Regions from separate parts of the Mus musculus genome. Here region 2 is linked to region 1. The links are chromatin loops, found by intact Hi-C in ENCODE. Cell type or tissue: heart. All regions are shown on one strand. Links, peaks and the distances in the headings refer to the core of each region. The heading gives the core; the rest is flanking DNA. Region 1 overlaps Zbtb8os (zinc finger and BTB domain containing 8 opposite strand). Region 2 has its middle 24 kb from the start of C330020E22Rik.

Region 1 (5,376 bases), core at 104-5,103:
TATCCACGCATTGGTCTTCCTTCTAGTTGCCTTACTTTGTTCTTCCCTGGAATGCAGGTGCTCCAGCGTGTCTCAGAAGGGACTGCCTGCTGGTGTAAGCAGCCTCCAGGGCCGAATCCAACTTAATGTCATTTGAGCTGGGTATGATAGACATATTATATGCCTGTGATCTCAACACTCAGGATCCTGAATTCAAGGCCAGCTTTGGCTATAGAATGAGTTAAGAGCTAGCCTGGGCAATTGAACATGTCCCTGTCTCAGAAAAGACAGGTGTAGAGACAAGTGTGGAGCAGAGAACATGCTCACCATGTAGGCTGAGGTCATGGTTTTACATTGCTAAGGGGCAGAGCCATCCTCTGTTCCAGTTGGTTCTGAGTAGAACCCTCTAGAAGACTTCTTAGAAGACTCCTGATTTTCTCTCTTCTTTTTAAGCAGCAATACTTAATATTTTCTTAGGATGAATATTTGACATTATATCTTACATATAGACCTTTCTGACATGTAATTTTATTTTGTTTATCTTTTGTTTTTTTTTTTAATTTTATTTATTATTATAGTAAGTACACTGTAGCTATCTTCAGACACACCAGAAGAGGGAGTCAGATCTTGTTACAGATGGTTGTAAGCCACCATGTGGTTGCTGGGATTTGAACTCTGGACCTTCGGAAGAGCAGTCGGGTGCTCTTACCCACTGAGCCATCTCACCAGCCCTCTTTTGGTTTTTTTAAGATAAAGTTTCTCTGTATAACAGAGCCCTGACTCTCCTGGACTCAATTTGTAGACCAGGCTGGCCTTGAGCTCAAAGATCTACCTGCCTCTGCCTCCTGGGTGCTAGGATTAAAAACGTGTACCACCACACCCTCCTGAAATTTCATTTCTTTACTTTTTTGAGACAAGGTTCCACTGTGTAGACCAGGTTGGCCTTGAACTCAAAGTACCTGCCTCCTCCTTCTAAGTACTGGGATTAAAGGTCTGCCCCAACATGCTGCGGTTTTATTAATCCAGTCTATGCATCCAGTTAGAGAACAACCACCACCACCACCACCACCACCACCACCACCACCCAAAAAACCTGTTTTTAACCTATTTAGGGTTGAAGAGATGGCTTAGTGATTAGCAGCTCTTGCTGAGCAATCAGGGCGGGGGTTTGTATCCCAGCACCTATATAAGAAGCTGAGTGTCTGCATACCACTACCTCCAGCTCTGAGACAAGTGGAGATCTTGTCCTGGCTTACTCTGGTCCACGGGTGTCTTCCTGGCTGCTCTCTCATGGCAACCTCATGGTGAATCCTCCTGGTTCTTCCAGGTCTCTCTACACCTTTCTCTTGTCTCTTCCTCCCCTGCTTCCTCCCTCTGTCCCTCCTTTTCCCACACCCTCTCTTGACTCCCTCTCTCCTTGGTCTCCTCCTCTTTTAGTACCCCCAACTATGATCCAAAACCCTGCCCTATTTATTCTCTTCTCCTGCCCAGCTCTGTATTAGCCAATCAGAGGTGTTGGCAAACAGTTTTTACATAACATTAAGATAACCGTGCCATCATCCTGACTGCAAAGAGGGGTCTGGGGCTCATAGAAGTGAGCATCTGAAATACACAGTGCACACCCCCATCCCTAACGCCATCTCAGCCCTTAGACGGTCTTCTGTGACACTGAAATGACAGAATAGATAGATGCTCCATCGCATCCTTACTACAGCCCTTCCCCTCACGTTGTGGTTCATTACAACTTCATAACTTGTTACTTTGCTACTGTTACGAATTACAAGCGAATATTTTTGGAGATGGAGATTCGCCAAAGAGATCGAGATCCACAGGTTGAGAACAACTGCTCTAGCAGGTAAACTGGAGGGAGTTTTGTATAGACAACAAGAAAGCCTTGTTTGTAAAGAGGCGATTTCAACTGCTGGTGGCACTGTGACAGACTGCTGGTGTTCAGGCAGAAGGAACTCTGTAAAACACCATTTGGATTCCAGGCAAGCACCTCTTCATTCCCACAGGTATCCATCATTTTCCACAGACAGAGCTCCTGTCAGCCATTTTCCATTCATCCCTAGCTACAAATGAAGTTGTAATTGTAAGCTCACTGATTAAACGAGGAACTGAGGAAAAAGCACTTCGTAAAAAATACAGCATGACATAAATTTTGTTTCTGTGGTGGTGGTGGTGGTGGTGCCTGGCTGCCCTGGAACTCACTCTGTAGACCAGGCTGGCCTTGAACTCAGAGATCTGTCTGCCACTGTTCCCCAAGTTCTTAGAACTCAAGGCATGTGCCACCACTATCACCTCGCCTCATGACATAAATGTTACAAATTATTCCTTGTGTCTTGTTTTACACAGGATCTTACTGTGTAGCCTTGGCTAGGCTAAAACTCCATATGTATACCATGCTGGCCTCCAATTTACAGAGATCTTCCTGCCTCCCTTGAGTGCTGAGATTAAAAGGCATGAGTCTGGGGCTGGAGAGAGAATTGAGCACTGGTTGAGCCAGGCTCATGTCTTTAATCCCAGCGCTGGGAGGAGAGGCAGCCTGGTCTTCTGAGCAAGTTCCAGGATAGCCAAGGGTGTTACACCGAGAAACCTTGTCTCAAAAAACAAAGTGAAAACAACAACAAAACAACCAAGCACTTGATCTTGTAGAGGAGATCTGGTACAATTCCTAACACCCACCGGGTGGCTAACAACTGAAACTCCATTTCTGGGAGATCAACTGCAGTCCTCTACAGGCATGGCACACATATAGCAGTCATAAGTGCAGGCAAAGCACAAACATAAAATAAAAAATAAATCTTTAAGAGGGAAAAAGGTATGGACCACCACACAAGGTTAGGAATTATTCTTAAAAGCTGACAAGTCCCCTGCACACACGTGTGCTTTAATCCCAGCACTCCAGAGGCAGGCAGAACTTGAGTTTAGGGTAGGTCAGCCTGGCCTACATACTGTTCCAGGCCAGTGGTGCATGGTCCAGCCTCAAATTCAAAACGCAACCTTTTTCAATATTTTTATTTTGTATGGTTGTTTCTATGTGAATGAGTGTTTTGCCTGCATGTAAGTGTGCCATGCAGTACCAGTAGAGGCCACAAGAGGGCACAGGGTCCCCTAGACCCTGTGTAGCAGATGGTTGTTAGTGGCCTTGTCAGGGCTGGGCTCTGACCCAGTGTTAGCAACTGCTGAGCTATTTCTTCAGTTCCACCTCCAGGTTATTTCTTTTTAATTTTAGGGCTTTTGTTTGTTGGGCTTTCTGAGACAAGGTTTCTCCATGTAATCTCAGCCAGGCTGGCTTCAAACTCATCTGGGTGCTTCTGCCTCCCAAGTGCTGGGATTATGGTACACATCACCACACACCCGACTCCAGTTTACTTTTAAAGAGGAAAAGGGTTATATTGAAGGATCTTCATCTTCACCCGCTGACATGGCTCTTAGCAGTGTGTTTCCTGGCTACTTTTGTTATGTATGCGAGTAGTGTATGTACATGGTTGTGTGGGTGTATGGAGGCTGGGACAGTTTGCCCAGTCTTCCTCACCAACTCAGCCCTGTCGGCTCTAGGGGAGCTGGAAGCACCGCATTTTAGCTTGGCTGAATAGCCCAGACAGCTTCCAGCTCCATATGTATTCACCCTCCCACACACACTTGGCTTTGTTATGGGTTCTAGGAATTCAGACTCAGGGTTTCAAGCTTACAGAGCAAGCACTCTGCGCCATAGTTTGTGTATACACCCGTGTGTAGAAGCTCACACATGCACATCTGCATGGCGCTCAATGCTAGCTTCTCGTTCTCTCCCTCAGTTCTTGAGACAGGGTTTCTTCACTGAACCCGGGACTTACTTCTAGGGATCTGCTCATTTCCACACCCCAAGGAGCACTGGGTACATATGGAGCAGCCATGTCTGAATCCTTACATGGGTTCTGAGGACCAAAATTTGGGCCTTCTACCTGCATGGCAAGCACTGGCTTCCTCCTGAGTCATCTCTGCACCGTCACCTTGACCTTGACCTAATTGCACTGTCCCACCAATCAAGATGAGCTCATGAACATGAATTTTAAAAGAATTATCCAGTCTATGTATATGAGTACACTGTCTTCAGACACACCAGAAGAGGGCATCTGATCTCATTGCAGATGGTTGTGAGCCACCATGTGATTGCTGGGAATTGAACCCAGGACCTCTGGAAGAGCAGTCACTGCTCTTAACCACTGAGCATGTCTCCAGCCCCTACATAATTTTTTTAAAAAATATAATTTAAGAAAGATTTGTTTGTATAGGCATGGGTTTTTTGGTTTTGTTTTGTTTTTTTTTCCATTCATATGTCTGTGTACCACATACATGCAATGCCCAGAGACAAGATGAACTCGAGTCACCAACCTGGCTCCTCTGAAAGACTAGGCAGTGCTCTTAACTGCTGAGCGATCTTTCCAGCCACTTTCCAAGAATAGTATTAATTCTATGACAATTCAACTATGGCCAGGTGGTGGTGGTGCACATCTTTAATCCCAGCATGCAGGAGGCAGAGGCGGAGGCAGGAGGATCTCTGAGTTTGAGGACAGTCTAGTCTACAGAGCGAGTTCCAGAATAGCCAGGGCCACACAGGAAAAACCTGCCTCAAAAGAAGAAACAAAGCAAAACTGAGCTATGAGCTGATTCAGGCCTATTACCTCTCAGTCATAATCCTAAACCACTCAAAATAGTGGAATTGTGTTATAAGTTATTTCAGACTTACAAAAAAATGTTTGTTTTCTTTCAAGACAGGGTTTCTCTGGAGGCTGCCCTGGAACTCACTCTGTTGACCAGGCAGCCTCCAAACTCAGAGCCCTGCCTGCTTCCACCTCATAAATTTAAAGGTTATGGGTATGATATACATAATGTGATACATGTTTTGCCTACACTTCAGAGCCTGGTGCCTGTGGAGACCAGAGTAGGTATTTGATCCCATAGATACAGAGTTTGTGGAGTTACAGGAGGTTGTGAGTGCAAGGACTCAAATATTTCGTCCTTTAAAGAGTAGACAGTGAGTACTCTTACTGCTGGGGGCCTCTCTGACTCACAGACCTGAGGCTAGGTCCTGCAGATGGATGGCCAGGCTCCTGAATGCAGTCTTATAACCGTGTGCCTCAGCAGCCTGGCTGGCCATGCACTGGCGGGCAATGGCCGACCTGTTTTTATCTCGTGGAGATTCTAACTCAGAACTCCACCCAGCTTGCTAGGTTCCCACTGGCAGTTGCTACCACGCCAGCACCGTGCTTCAAATCCCCCCACAGTCTTTGTGGTGTACCTCAGGCAGACCCGGCACTTTACCACTGTACCTTTCTTGAACCCAGGCGAGCCACTACGTGAAGGAAAACACAACACAAACTCAGTTCAGAAACAATGGTAACTCAATCTCTG
Region 2 (5,376 bases), core at 107-5,106, 57 kb after region 1:
TTATTTACTTATTTTATGTATGTAAATACATTATAGCTGTTTTCAGACACACCAGAAGAGGGGATCAGATCCCATTACGGATGGTTGTGAGCCACCAAGTGGTGGCTGGGATTTGAACTCAGGACCTCTGGAAGAGCAGTCAGTGCTCTTAACCGCTGAGCCATCTCTCCAGCCCTTTTTTATGTTTTTGTTGTTGTTGTTTTGTTTTGTTCTGTCAGATGGATTCCTGCTTGGGAGCCCTGGCTATCCTGGAGTCTGTATCCCGCTGCTTCACCCTTCTGCATGCCAGGATTACAGGACTGTGCCATTGTGGCTGCTGTGGCTGAGATGGTTGGTGACTTTCCTTTCTTTACTTTTGGTGGTTTGAAAGTTTACCAATGGGAAGGGGCTGAAGAAATGGCTCAGTGGTTAAGAGCACCTACTGATCTTCCAGAGGACCAGCGTTCAGTTCCCAGGACTTACAGAGTGGCTCACAATGACCCGTGACTCCAAATCTAAGGCATTCGATGGCCTCTTCCGGCTTCCAAGGGTATCAGGCACACATATGGTACATCTACACTCACATTAAAATAAAAATAACAATAAATCTCAGATTTTTCTGAAGGTTGTATTTTACCCTAATACTGTTATGTTTTACAAAAATAAAGAGCAAACGTGTCAGTACTCATCTTTAGTGTAGATACATGAGAAAATAGAAGAGAGGAGAAAAATACAGTAACTTCTGTTTCATTGATTGGAACTGGAGTCTATCTAATCACTGTATATTTCTTATTATTTCTATTATGAGTCTATAATCACTCTATATTATTTTCCATATGTTTTATAACTCATTTATCTATTGGTGTATGAAAGAAATGTCTTCTGAGAGGGCCTCAAATCAAAACCTATGAGCTCACCGGCCATCTACCTTTTCTCCTCCTCCTCCTCCTCTTCCTCACCCCTTCTTTAGCCCTGGCTGGCCTGAAACTCACAACTCAATATGTGGACTGTCTTATCTCTGCCTTTAGGTGCTGGGATTAAAGGTATGCGCTACTCACCATGACTGGCCTTTTTTTTTTTAAAGATGGAGTCAACTTAGAGGAGTTCATCCACATTTTCCTGTCTCCATTCTCCCAGTGGTGGGATTACAGGTATGCACCAGCACACCACCCAGGGCTCAGATCGAGTTCTAAATCCCCACTCCCTGTAGACCTTGTGGTACCTATCTATAATCCTAGCATTTATAGACAGAGGCAGGAGACCCCAAAATACAAACCAAGGAAGATCCTGTCTCAAGATATCACATTGTTTACTCAGCAGAACCAGGGCTCTCCGGAGAAGTACCTGATTCTAAGCCTAAGCCGGGTAGGGAAGTACAGAAGATGAGGCCAGAGCATCCTGTATCAGAGGGAAGAACGCAGCCAGAGAACAGTGGAGACACATCAACTAGAAACACAGACAGCTGTCCTGAAGAGGCTTTCATTGGCCTGACTCAGAGCATTAAATGTGAATGACAGCAACAGATTACAATCAGGAATAAAATCAGAAATGGGGAGTCTGCATTTAAAAATAAATATTATGTTTAAAATGTTTAAAAAGAACAAGAGTGTTTGGAAAGATGGCCTAGTGGTTTAGAGCCCTTGCTGTTCTGGAGCACTGGGGTTCAACTTCCAGCACCCACATAGCAACTCCCAACCATCCATAACTCCAGCTCCAGGGGATCGGACATTCTCTTCTGACCCAGGCACCAGGGGCACATGTGTTGCACAAGCCCACAGGCAAAATATTCATACACGTAAAATAAGTAAACCCTAAAAACAAGTTTCAAAGGAGAGAAATGGTGATTTTAAGTACGAACGTCGTTTCCATTGCCAGGGGTAACTTTCCAGCAAAGAATCCTGGCAGACACCACCTTAATTTAAGACAAAAGTGAACATTATCAGTAATAAGACCTGACAGATTTAAACCCTGGACCTCTGGATACCAAGCGCTAAGAAGGACTTCCGCGATAGTCCTGCCTTAGATGCATAGCCAGAAGCGAATCAAGACCGGCACATCCTCCATAAATCAACCGCCCAGATCTGACCCTCCCCCGGTCCTGGCGCCCGCCTGCTGCGGGCACGCCCCGGCCCATTCCCGCTGCCTCCCCGTGGTCGCTGCCAGGAGACTCAGGCGCCTTTCCCCGGGCGGGCGGGTGGAGGCTGGGCGACAGCGCAGCCATTATCCTGCAGTGTCTCCAGGGGAGCATCCTCCCGCAAGAGGTCCTCCTGGAGTCCAGAAACAGTAACTACACTTCTCTTTTCATTGAGGTAACACACATCGATGTGTCTCTTCATAAAAATTTAACGTTTTGATGCACGATTTAACTAGGTGTGGCGGTGCCCACCAGTAATCTCAACAATACCTGAAAGCCCTCAACTGGAAGAGAATCGAGAGTTCAAGGTTATCCCTCCACTGAACAAGTAGTTCAAGGCCAGCCTGGGCTACATTAAACCAGCATTGAGTTCCTGCTCTCCCAGTCCCCTTTGCAGCCTCCACATGCGATTGTCTCTAACGACTTGGAATTGAATAATAAACAACTCTTAGTCACTAACCGTCTCCTGATGGTCCACAAACGCCTGAAGGGAAAGAGGAGATTCTAAAAGGAGTTTGGGTCTCTCATTCTGGCTCTCTGGACTGTTGGGACTAAGAAGCCCTGGAAATTGGAGTTCCATCCCTCCTCCCTCAGGTTTCTCGTACGGGGAGATGGAAAAGGCTGGATCCTGCTGCCAACCAAACCGGGGCCTGTCTCCATGAAAATGGAAGACATTTTAACTGGAACCCAGCAGTGATGGATCAGTGATGGGAAGAAACTCACCTTGACTAGGACTGAATAATTATGTCTACAGATTGCCCTCAGTTGAAACTATACCCCCTCCCATGTTTGGACCAGAAAGATGGCCTAGGACAGCCACCCTATCTCTTTGCACCTCATCCCAGTGTGACCTTATTGAATAAATTAAAATTTTCTGCTTTTCACTATTTATTGGCTTTTTTGTTTTTTTTTTCTTTTTTGGGTTTTTTTGTTTTGTTTTTTGAGACAGGGTTTCTCTGTATAGCCCTGGCTGTCCTGGAACCCATTTTATAGACCAGGCTGGCCTCGAACTCAGAAATCTGCCTGCCTCTACCTCCGGAGTGCTGGGATTAAAGGCGTGTGCCACCACTGCCCAGTTTATTGGCATTTTTTCATCAGTTTTATCAAAGACAGGAGGCTGAGCCTGGCTTACTAGGGCTTTCAAGGACACAGGATCCCACCCTAAGTTAGGTAGCCTTATCACCTACATTGTCCCCAAACATCTTCCTGCCAGGACTCTTTTTTTATTTTGTATATGAGTGTTTGCCCATGCAGGTGAATTGTACCTGGTGCCTACAGAGGCCAGAGGAAGGCATTGGATACCCTGGGACTGGAGTCGCTGATGATTGTAAGCTACCACACAGGGGTCAGGAATCAAACCCGGGTCCTCTGCAAGAATAGCAAATACTTTTATCTGCTGGCAATGCCACCTCTCTGTCCCATCATTTTTTTCTGGTGATGCTGGGGATGAACCAGGGGTCCTGTGCCTGCGAGGCAAGTGCTCCACCCTGAGGTATGTCCCCAGCTCCAGGCCATGATTTTCTTGATCTATGAAACTGATCCTGCCCTAATTCCCAGGTGAGCCCCGAAACCTTGGCTGCCTGACCCAAGGGATGCCCTGTCATCTGAGGAAACGTCTTTCCTGGACAGAACCCAAGTCATTTTTTTGTCTTGTTTTTTTTTTTCTTTGTTTCTTTGTTCTTTGGGGTCCCCCCCAACCCCCGAGGACCCAGGCATATTTCCTTGGAATAGATCAAAAGGATCATCTTTCTCTTGGCCAGATCCTCCTAGCCACTTCCCCTCAGCCTCCCACAGATCCATCATGTCCTCCACTGACTGACTGCCATACACACCACTCTAATCCCAGCGATATTTACAGATTGCCGGAGGAAGAACAACAGATCTGCAGTCCTGTCCAGGACTTTGCAGAATAGATCACAGGGAGGCAAATTCTGTAAAGGAACACTTACTTTAGTGAGCAATGTATTTCTTCTATTGCTATAATAAAACACCATGACCAAGGCAACTCATAGTAGAAAGAGTTGATTTGGACTTAAGTTTCCAGAGAGTTACAGTCCATGGTGGGTGGAGCAAAGGCGTGGTAACAGAAGCTAAGGGCTTACTTCTTGAACCACAAGCCCAGAGCAGAAGGAGGGAACTAGAAACCATGTGGTAAGTCTTAAAACTCTCAAAGCTTACTCCAGTGACCTAGTTCCTCCTGCAAGACCTCACCTCCTAAACCTACCCAAGTAATGACACTAACCACCGGGGACCAAGTATTCAAATGCTGGAGATTATGGGGGGGACATCTCATTCAGAACCCCCACAAACACCTTAGGCTTTGTAGATAAAAGGTACCAGTCAGCCAGGTCTGGTGGCGCACACCTTTAATCCCAGCACTTGGGAGGCAGAGGCAGGTGGATTTCTGAGTTCGAGGCCAGCCTGGTCTACAGAGTGAGTTCCAGGACAGCCAGGGCTACACAGAGAAACCCTGTCTCAAAAAACCAAAAAAAACCCAAAACAAACAAACAAACAAACAAACAAACACCAAAAAAAAAAAAAAAGAAAAAAAGAAAAGAAAAGAAAAGAAAAGAAAAGTAAGGTACCTGTCACAAGCACTGAACTTTGCTACCGCAGTTGCAATAAAGCTTTATTTACAAAAACCAGTAAGCAAGAAGTGGCCAAGTCCTGTGCCACTAGCAACAAAGTAGCAGTTTATTTTTTTCCTTCTTATGCTAAATGAAGCTAATGAGTTCTGAGACAGATGGAAAGAGTATTTAACATTAACAGTTCTATATTATTATGTGGGATCTTTGAAAAAGAAAATCCTCAGGCTATAAATGTTTTTCTCAAGAGCAGGCAGCAAGCCCAGCTAATCTTAAATGAACGCAGCTTCAACTATTTTAAAAAATGTAAAATTATATCAATATATTGCTGAAACTGGACCAACTTCCTGACTTCAAATGAGAAATATTTGAAGCTGTTGTTCCACTGAAATCATTTTAAAACACAAATATGCACATATGTTTTAAAAACATTAAGATGAAAAGCTAAGACAGCAGAAATAAGTAAATTTCAGGTTATATGAGTTATAGCCACTCATTTATTGCTTTACAATCTCTTGGGTTTAGTTTTATATGTGTGTGTGTGTGTGTGTGTGTGTATACATATATATATGTATAGATATATAGAGATATATGCATACATACTATAAACACACACACACACACACACGGCAAAACAGCACACAACTGGACACCACTAGACCAGAGGAACAGACCTGA

What was found. Peaks named below come from ENCODE experiments on the same cell type or tissue, not always from the same donor. Only the 100,000 strongest peaks of a DNase experiment are listed, where the experiment ranks them.
Region 2: a loop joins it to region 1, with 4 times the contacts of the local background. A loop is called at or near these places in 9 of 42 quality-filtered maps.

Annotation. Positions count from the first base shown.
Region 1 is chr4:129,347,765-129,353,140 of GRCm38, forward strand. It overlaps Zbtb8os (zinc finger and BTB domain containing 8 opposite strand), which reads left to right. Exons shown (of 7, transcript NM_025970.4): 7 at 1-2,107. Among named protein-coding and RNA genes, the nearest start is that of Zbtb8os, 14 kb to the left of the region's middle. In heart, for the core only: a CTCF peak has its summit at 3,072 (motif pointing right); a DNase peak (open chromatin) is centred at 3,097.
Region 2 is chr4:129,404,494-129,409,869 of GRCm38, forward strand. No RefSeq gene overlaps it. Among named protein-coding and RNA genes, the nearest start is that of C330020E22Rik, 24 kb to the left of the region's middle. In heart, for the core only: a CTCF peak has its summit at 2,270; a DNase peak (open chromatin) is centred at 2,098; H3K4me3 peaks cover 783 bases; H3K27ac peaks cover 350 bases; H3K27me3 peaks cover 360 bases.